2 separate regions of the Homo sapiens genome follow, and region 1 is linked to region 2. A link is a contact called in ENCODE Hi-C or POLR2A ChIA-PET data. All regions are on one chromosome and are shown on one strand. Each heading gives the region's core, a stretch centred on a gene start or an enhancer-like site at or near the end of the contact. The rest is flanking DNA. Distances are from core to core; before and after follow the strand shown. Region 1 overlaps MACROD1 (mono-ADP ribosylhydrolase 1). Region 2 overlaps MARK2 (microtubule affinity regulating kinase 2).

The links. Hi-C counts contacts between places; a loop is a spot of excess contacts on that map. ChIA-PET counts read pairs that join two places held with the same protein, here RNA polymerase II (POLR2A). Pooled maps may share reads with other maps.
Region 1: a pooled map shows a loop between it and region 2 (3-fold over the local background). The contact joins two enhancer-like sites. A Hi-C loop is called at or near these places in 1 of 37 single-sample maps with no recorded cell type and 5 of 50 pooled maps. POLR2A ChIA-PET finds 5 or more read pairs at or near these places in 2 of 52 experiments (A673 and WTC11).

What each region holds. Positions count from the first base shown.
Region 1 is chr11:64,146,636-64,150,149 of GRCh38, reverse strand. All of the region lies in intron 3 of MACROD1 (mono-ADP ribosylhydrolase 1), which reads left to right. Among named protein-coding and RNA genes, the nearest start is that of MACROD1, 18 kb to the left of the region's middle. Within about 2 kb of position 1,774, at least 13 of the 41 ENCODE cell types and tissues checked have a DNase peak (open chromatin) inside an H3K27ac peak, as active enhancers do.
Region 2 is chr11:63,864,285-63,868,317 of GRCh38, reverse strand. All of the region lies in intron 1 of MARK2 (microtubule affinity regulating kinase 2), which reads right to left. Among named protein-coding and RNA genes, the nearest start is that of MARK2, 27 kb to the right of the region's middle. Within about 2 kb of position 1,882, at least 7 of the 41 ENCODE cell types and tissues checked have a DNase peak (open chromatin) inside an H3K27ac peak, as active enhancers do.

The DNA of each region.
Region 1 (3,514 bases), core at 525-3,024, 280 kb before region 2:
TGTTTCCTGAAGCAACCTTGCTCTATGCGTCTTCCCACTGTTGACTGCAAAGCTGGATAGTCATATGGGGGTGCCTTGCCCGCACATTCCCTGTCTAGGCACACAGGTGACAGGTTACACGTAGGCAGGAGTTTCTGCTCAGTGTGGCTGGCTGAGGGCAGCAGGGAGAGCTAGGGTCACCTTGGGCTTCTGCAGGTGGTTCTGGTGTGTTTCTCTAGGGCCACTAGGATGAGAACTGCTAGTCCATCTGAGGACACACAGCTAAGACAAAGCCACATCTGGGTTGGCAGACATTACAGCGGCCTAGGGGAGAAGGGCGTTCTTGCTGCCTGTGCCCAGGAGGGGCTGGCCTGGAGCAGAAGGGCAGAGCCTTGGGGCTGTGGCTGAGGGGGCAGTCAGGCAGGCCAGTGGGTACTCCAGCCCTGCCAGTCACTGGCAAGCGTGTGAGAGGTACTGCAGCGGTACCTTCTTGCTGAGCTGCAAAGTGGCCGGAGGGAAAATGAGGCATCTTGTGAGCTCTGTCCCCCTTGGGTTGGTGGTTCGCTGCAACATGGGCCAGGAGAAAGGGTGCAGGGACCAAGGTGGGGTGTTGATGGGTTCAGATGGAATGGGGGCGCTCCGGAGGCTGCACCCGGGCTGTGGGCGTGATTAACACTGCTTCCTAAGTGCCCTTGGGAGTCGCCAGGTTTTGGATGCAGCAGCTCCATCAGAAGCGGTTTAGTGCCAGCTCCATTTGCACCAGGGCCAGGGCTGGGGCAGTGCTGGCTGAGTTTCTCTGTGGACTCCCCTTCTCTGTGTCCTTGCCTAGGCCTCTGTTTCCTCCTCTGCAAAATGAGGGTGGTGAAGAAACCACCCGTCAGGTTACTGGGGGCACTCGGAGCTGATGCACGTGACGTGCAAATGACGGTCACTCAGCACCTGGCGGGAATCGGGGCTCAGCACCTCGCACTGGTGCTGAAACTGGTGTCATCAGCGCCGTTCTGGGCATCACCCCTGTCCCAGCGGTGCCGAGGGACATGGTACCTCCTGCAAATGATCAGCTTTCACCTCCCCCTGCTTGCCTCAGTTTACCCATACACCTCTTGGTGTGTTCTCCTGGGATCTTTTTGTTCTAGACTCTCACAGCCAGGAGGACCCGGTACCCGCCTGGAATCCCAGGGAATGACGGAGGCAGGGTCTGAACACGGGCTTCCCACACAGAGCCCGAGTCTCCTTTCAGCCGTCCAGGGCTTTGTGGAACCCCAGCGTTCAAAGTGGCTTTGGCACTGGTCAGGCCTCCAGGGTCCTGGGTGGCCTTGGCTCCCACCCCAGCCCCTGTGCCCACCAGGGGGCAGCAGAGATTGCAGTTCCCAGGAGCCCATATATCAGCCTGTTTATTAGTGGAATAAAAGTCGTTGGCAACGGCAGGGCTTTTCGGGGCTGCATAAATCTGCGTCTGTGCCTCGTGAAACCCATATGTGCTTAATTCATATGTAAAGTTTCAAGCAGGAAGAGAATACGTGTCCATTAAATTCTATTTGACTTGATTATAATCATTAGCCGTGAATAATTGCTTCTCAGTGCCTACCACGGAGCCACCACAATAAGCCAGAGGAGAGAGCAATTATCTTGGGGTGGGGATTTTTAAATTTATATTTTTGAAGCCAGGAGCAGTGCTGGCCCCGCGGGCGTCAGTGGCCCATGGAGAACGCCGTGGGTCACACTGGGCTGGGAGCTTGAGATCTGGCCGCCCGCCGGAGCTTCTGGATTTTGTTGTGGGGAACAGTTCTCTTTGTTCCTGCTGCCATATGGGAGGGGCTGTCGCTGCCTGGGCTTGGGTCCAGCTGCAGGGATGTGGAGGGGAAGGGTGCAGTGGGAGCTAGGAGAGGGCTGTGAGGGAAAGGGGGCGGGGAGAGCTCCCAACCCCCCACCCTCCTCCATCCTGAAAAGCTGTGGGGTTGAAGGGGTCTCCAGCCAGGCTGTGGGCATCTCTCTTGCCACTCAGCAGGGCCCTGGGGATCCTTGGAGAGGGCAGTTGCCAGGTGTCCCCCTGCCCGCCCCCCTCACTCTTTCCCCTCCCTGAAGAGGCATCTGCCTGTGACCTCCGTCAGGCCATTGAGAATCGGACCCTGGGCGGGACGTAGTAGCTCACTCCTGTAATCCCAGCACCGTGGGAGGCCGAGACGAGAGGATCACTTGAGCTCGGGAGTTTGAGACCAGCCTGGCCAACATAGTGAGACTCTATCTCTACAAAAAAAAAAATAATACGGCATGGTGGTGTGTGCCTATAATCCCAGCTACTCAGGAGGCTGAGGCAGGAGGATTGCTTGAACCTGGGAGGTTGAGGCTGCAGTGAGCCATGGTTGTGCCACTGCACTCCAGCCTGGGTGACAGAGTGAGACCCTATCTAAAATATATATATATATATAATAGAACATCAGATTCTGGGCCAGGTACGATGGCTCACACCTGTAATCCCAGAACTTTGGGAGGCTGAGACAGGCGGATCACTTGAGGTCAGGAGTTTCGAGACTAGCCTGGCCAACATGGCGAAATCCCATCTCTACTAAAAATACAAAAATTAGCCAGGCGTGATGGCATGCACCTGTAATCCCAGCTACTTGGGAGGCTGAGGTAGGAGAATCACTTGAACCCAGGAGGCTGAGGCAGGAGGATTGCTTGAACCTGGGAGGTCAAGGCTGCAGTGAGCCATGATTGTGTTACTGCCTTCCAGCCTGGGCAACAGAGTGAGACTCCATCTCAAAAAAAAAAAAAGAAAGAAAGAAAATCAGACTCTGAGGCTGCAGGCGGTGGCTCACTCTTGTAATCCCAGCACTTTGAGAGGCTGAGGCAGGAAGATTGCTTGAGCCCAGGAGTTTGAGACCAACTTGAGCAACACAGTGGCACCCTATCTCTACCAAAAAAAAAATTAAAAAAGATTAGTAGGGTGTGGTGGTGCATGCCTGTAGTCCAGCTACTTGGGAGGCTGAAGTGGGAGGACTGCTTGAGCCTGGGAGGTCGAGGCTGCAGTGAGCTGTGACTGTGCCATTGCACTGCAGCCTGGGCAACAGAGTGAGATGCTGTCTCAAAAAACAAATAAAAATAAGAAAATCAGATTCTGTTTCCCTACTGATCTCCTGGCATTTGAAATTCAGGACTGGTTTCCACTCTTACATTATTGGGCTATGAGATGTGATTGGGATGTGTGTGATGGTGTGTGTGTGAGGTCAGGAGTTTGGCCTGTGTGTGTGATGTGTGCGGTGCGTGTGTTTGTGATGTAGCATGTTTGTGTCTGTGCTTGTGTGATGCGTGGGGTGTGTGTGATAGAGTGTGTGTGTGAGGTCAGGAGTTTGGCCTATGTGTGTGGGGTGTGCGTATGCATTTGTATGATGTGTGTGATGCGTGTGTGTGCGTGATGTGTGTGTGTCTGTGCTTGTGTGATGCATGGGGTGTGGGTGATGGAGGGTGTGTGTGGTGTGATGTGTGTTTGTATGGGATGTGGTGGGAGTGAGGTGGGAGGTTGGGCAGAAGCATA
Region 2 (4,033 bases), core at 633-3,132:
AGGTCTCAAGCAATCCTCCCACCTCTGCCTCCCAAGGAGCTGGGACTACAGGCCCGCACCACCACACCCAGCTAACTTTTCTATTTTTTATAGAGACAGGGTTTCGCTATGTTGCCCAGGCTGTTCTCAAACTCCTGGACTCAAGCAATCTGCCCACTTCTACCTCCCAAAGTGCGGGGATTACAGGCCTAAGCAACCACACCCAGCCTCATGTTACAATTTAAAAAAATTTTTGTTTCACAAATAATTCATTAAGAGGTGACCATGTGCAAAGTACTCCAACAGTTTCTGGGTGTCCGAAGTGATACAGAGAAGGATAAGATACAGTCCAGCCTTCAAAGAAGGTAACAATCTAGTAGGAGATAAGCACAAATCACACAATCCAGTGTGGGACCCAAATCCACGAACTGAAGTTATGGTCAGCCTATTCCCCCAATTTACTGTCTATGGCTTTTGTTTTTTTTTCAGAGGAACAGTGGGCTAAGAGAGATCTGAAGATCCCTGTGTCACTTCCAGCTAGGACCTGGCTTTCCATGAATGCGGATGCCTGCCCACGGCGTCAGCCATGGTGAGAGTTAGGCAGTGCTGGAATGAGAAGAAGCCACTCTGGGAAACTCACTGAAGAACCAGTCATTTAGCTTTTCTTGTCTTTCATCTCCCTCTGGAAACTTGAGACAGGCCCAGTACACAAACAAAGGTGACATGAGAAGCGCTTAAAAAACCCAAGTTGAAAATAAAGCCACTCAAGACTCTTGGTAATGGAAATGAAGTTGGAAAAAGCCCCTTACAACACCAACAGAAGAAATTCTCTTGGGAAGGAGGTGGAAGGGATTCCTGAAGTTCTATATCCAAAACCCCAATGTCACAAGGCTAGCTGTGACCAAGGAGGCACACTTATATATTTTTCCTTTACTTCCCAATTATTGGTTGTCTGTTTTCCCTAATTCCCATTCAACCAGTTCTATAGCTCAGCTCATAAAACTATACCTTGGCCAACTGTGGTAGCTCACACCTGGTATCCCAGCACTTCAGGAGGCTGAGGCAGGCGGATCACTTGAGCCCAGGAGTTCAAGACCAGCAAAGGCAACATGGGGAAACCCTGTCTCTACAAAAAACGCAAAACATTTGCTGGGTGTTGTGGCACATGACTGTGGTCCCAGCTACTCAGGAGGCTAAGGTTGGGGGATAGCTTGAGCCTGAGAGGCGGAGGTTGCAGTGAGCCAAGATCATGCCACTGCACTCCAGCCTGGGTGAGAGAATGAGACCCTGTCTCAATAAATAAACAAACAACTGTACCCTTATCCATCAGGCTACCAGCAGGTTCACAGCTCTTCAGGAAGATAGCAGGGAGGAATGAATACTAATTCCTGACAGTGCCTGGCAAGAAACAAAATTCTCTAGACAGACAGAAGATTCTATGCCATCTAAAAAAAGAAAAGTCAGTTAATCAGAGCCTGGGGGGTAAAGATTAAGGCCCCAGTCTTCTGTTAGGAAAAAGACACAATTCTGAATCTAGTTCTCCTATCTTAAATGGGAAAAGCTAGTGAGACGGTTGGTCCAAATCACCTCAAAAGAAAATTACTTCTTGAAATTAAAACAAAAAACAAAAAAACACAGATGAGGATGAATGGGAATAGGTTTATTTAAAATCTTTCCTGTACAGTAGATAGTGGATTAGCTACACAAGCCTCTCGGAAATGATGTACCAAGAGGAATTTGATAATAGAAGCATTCTGAATGTGAAACTGGGAGTTCAGCACCTAAACATTTCTTATTGAGAAAAATCCTCACACCACAGTCATAATGAAGGTTTAACATCAGTGTTTGACATTTTGTCATTAAGAGATTGGTTTTAACAGTCTGTATTTGGCAGCCTGCCCTATCGGCTGTTTCACAAGCAGTTTCTGTGGTTTCAAGAAAGGCAGGGTGTTTGCTTTTAAACACTACTTTTTTTTTTTTTTTTTTTGAGACTGAGTCTTGCTTTATTGCCCAGGCTGGAGTAAAGTGGCACAATCTCTGCTCACTGCAACCTCTGCCTTCTGGGTTCAAGCAATTCTCGTGCCTCAGTCTCCCGAGTAGCTGGGATTACAGATGCACACCACCACGCCTGGCTAATTTTGGTATTTTTAGTAGAGACAGGGTTTCATCATGTTGACCAGGCTGGTGTCGAACTCCTGGCCTCAGGTGATCTGCCCGCCTCGACCACCCAAAGTAACACTATCTTAAAATATATATTTCAGAATAGGGTCCAACCATTACAAGAGAGAAAGAGGGAATGAAAACCAAACGAAATAGAGGAATGTGGTGCTACCAAACAGAACAGGAACGCACCAGAGAGCAGGGTAGAAGAGACATTATTCACCACCCACACCAAAATAGCAAGACAAGCCAACTTAGTACTTCTTACTATCAAGTTAGAAAATCAGGACACAAAAGTGGCACTAAAGACATGAGCTTAATAAAGGGAAATCCCTACACAGAACTTCATCTCTCCAAAATCAACTTACCTGGCCCAAATCTATCTGTTTACTTGAAAAAGCACAACAAAACCACCCCAACAGTGCCACATCAATGAAAAGGACTGTCATCTAATCAATTAGCAACCACACCTCTCTGCCAGCATGAGATGTCGGTAATTAAGGTAGAGATTTTTCTCCCTGGGAATACAAGTACAGAAGGGCAGAGCCCCTATGGACCTAACCCATTATGACAGCCTTTTCATTAGCAAGGAAAGCACTGCCACACTCTCCAAGGAAGCCGTGGCCACAGCATTAAAGAACACCTGAGTGAATAGCAGCTACCTCTGTTGAGAGATAAAAATGTGTTGGAGATGGGGTACGGGAAGGGGCAGAACCACTCTGAAGAAAGCCAACAGGCTGTCTTTCTCAAAAAAAGTACATGGACCTTGGCTTTTCCACTCTTAACAAAAAGAGCACCTGTGGTCCCAGCTACTTGGGAGGCTGAGGTGGGAGGGTCGCTTGAACCTTGGGGGCCGAGGCTGCAGTGAGCTGAGATCACACCACTGCACTCCAGCTGAGGTGACAGAGTGAGACTCTGTCTCAAACAAACAAACACCAAAGAGATGGGTTCTAAAGTAGTTTAGAAATGGCACATAACTACATAACTGGGCTGGATACAATGGCGACTGCCTGTAATCCCAGCACTCTGGGAGGCGAAGGCAGGTAGGTTGCTTGACGCCAGGAGTTCCAGGCCAGCCTGGGCAACATGACGAAACCCCATCTCTACAAAAAGTGCAAAAAATTAGCCAGGCATAGTGGCACATGCCTGTAGTCCCAGCTACTTGGGAGGCTGAGGTGGGAGGATTGCTTGAGCCTGGGAGGTCAAGGCCGAGACTGCGTCACTGTACTACAGCAGCCTGGGCAACAGAGTCAGACTCTCGTCTCAAAAGAAAAGAAAAAAGGCACATAATTGTGCTTTTGGATAAGTAAATCTTATTTATTTATTTAATATTAGAGATGGAGTCTTGCTTTGTTGCCCAGGCTGGTCTCAAAATCCTGGGCTCAAGTGATCCTCTCACCTTGGCCTCCCAAAGTGCTGAGAATACAGCTGTGAGCCACCGACTACATCCAGCCCTAAGTGATACCTTAATCAAGGGCAACAGAGCAGGCACAGTGGCTCACGCCTGTAATCTCAACACTTTGGGAGGCCAAGGCGGGTGACAGTCACTTGAGCCCAGGAGTTTGAGACCAGCCTAGCCAACAAAGCAAGACCCCATTCTCTACAAAAAATAAAAATAAAGCCAGGCACGGTGGCTCACGCCTGTAATCCCAGCACTCTGGGAGGCTGAGGCAGGCAGATCACCTGAGGTCGGGAGTTCAAGACCACCACTAGCCTGACCAATACAGAGAAACCCCGTATCTACTAAAAATACAAAAAAAAATTAGCCGGTGGTGGTGCATGCCTGTAATCCCAGCTACTCGGGAGGATGAGGCAGGAGAATCGCTTGAACCTGGGAGGCGGAGGTTGCGGTGAGCCGAGATCAAGCCATTGCACTCCAGCCTGGGCAACAAGA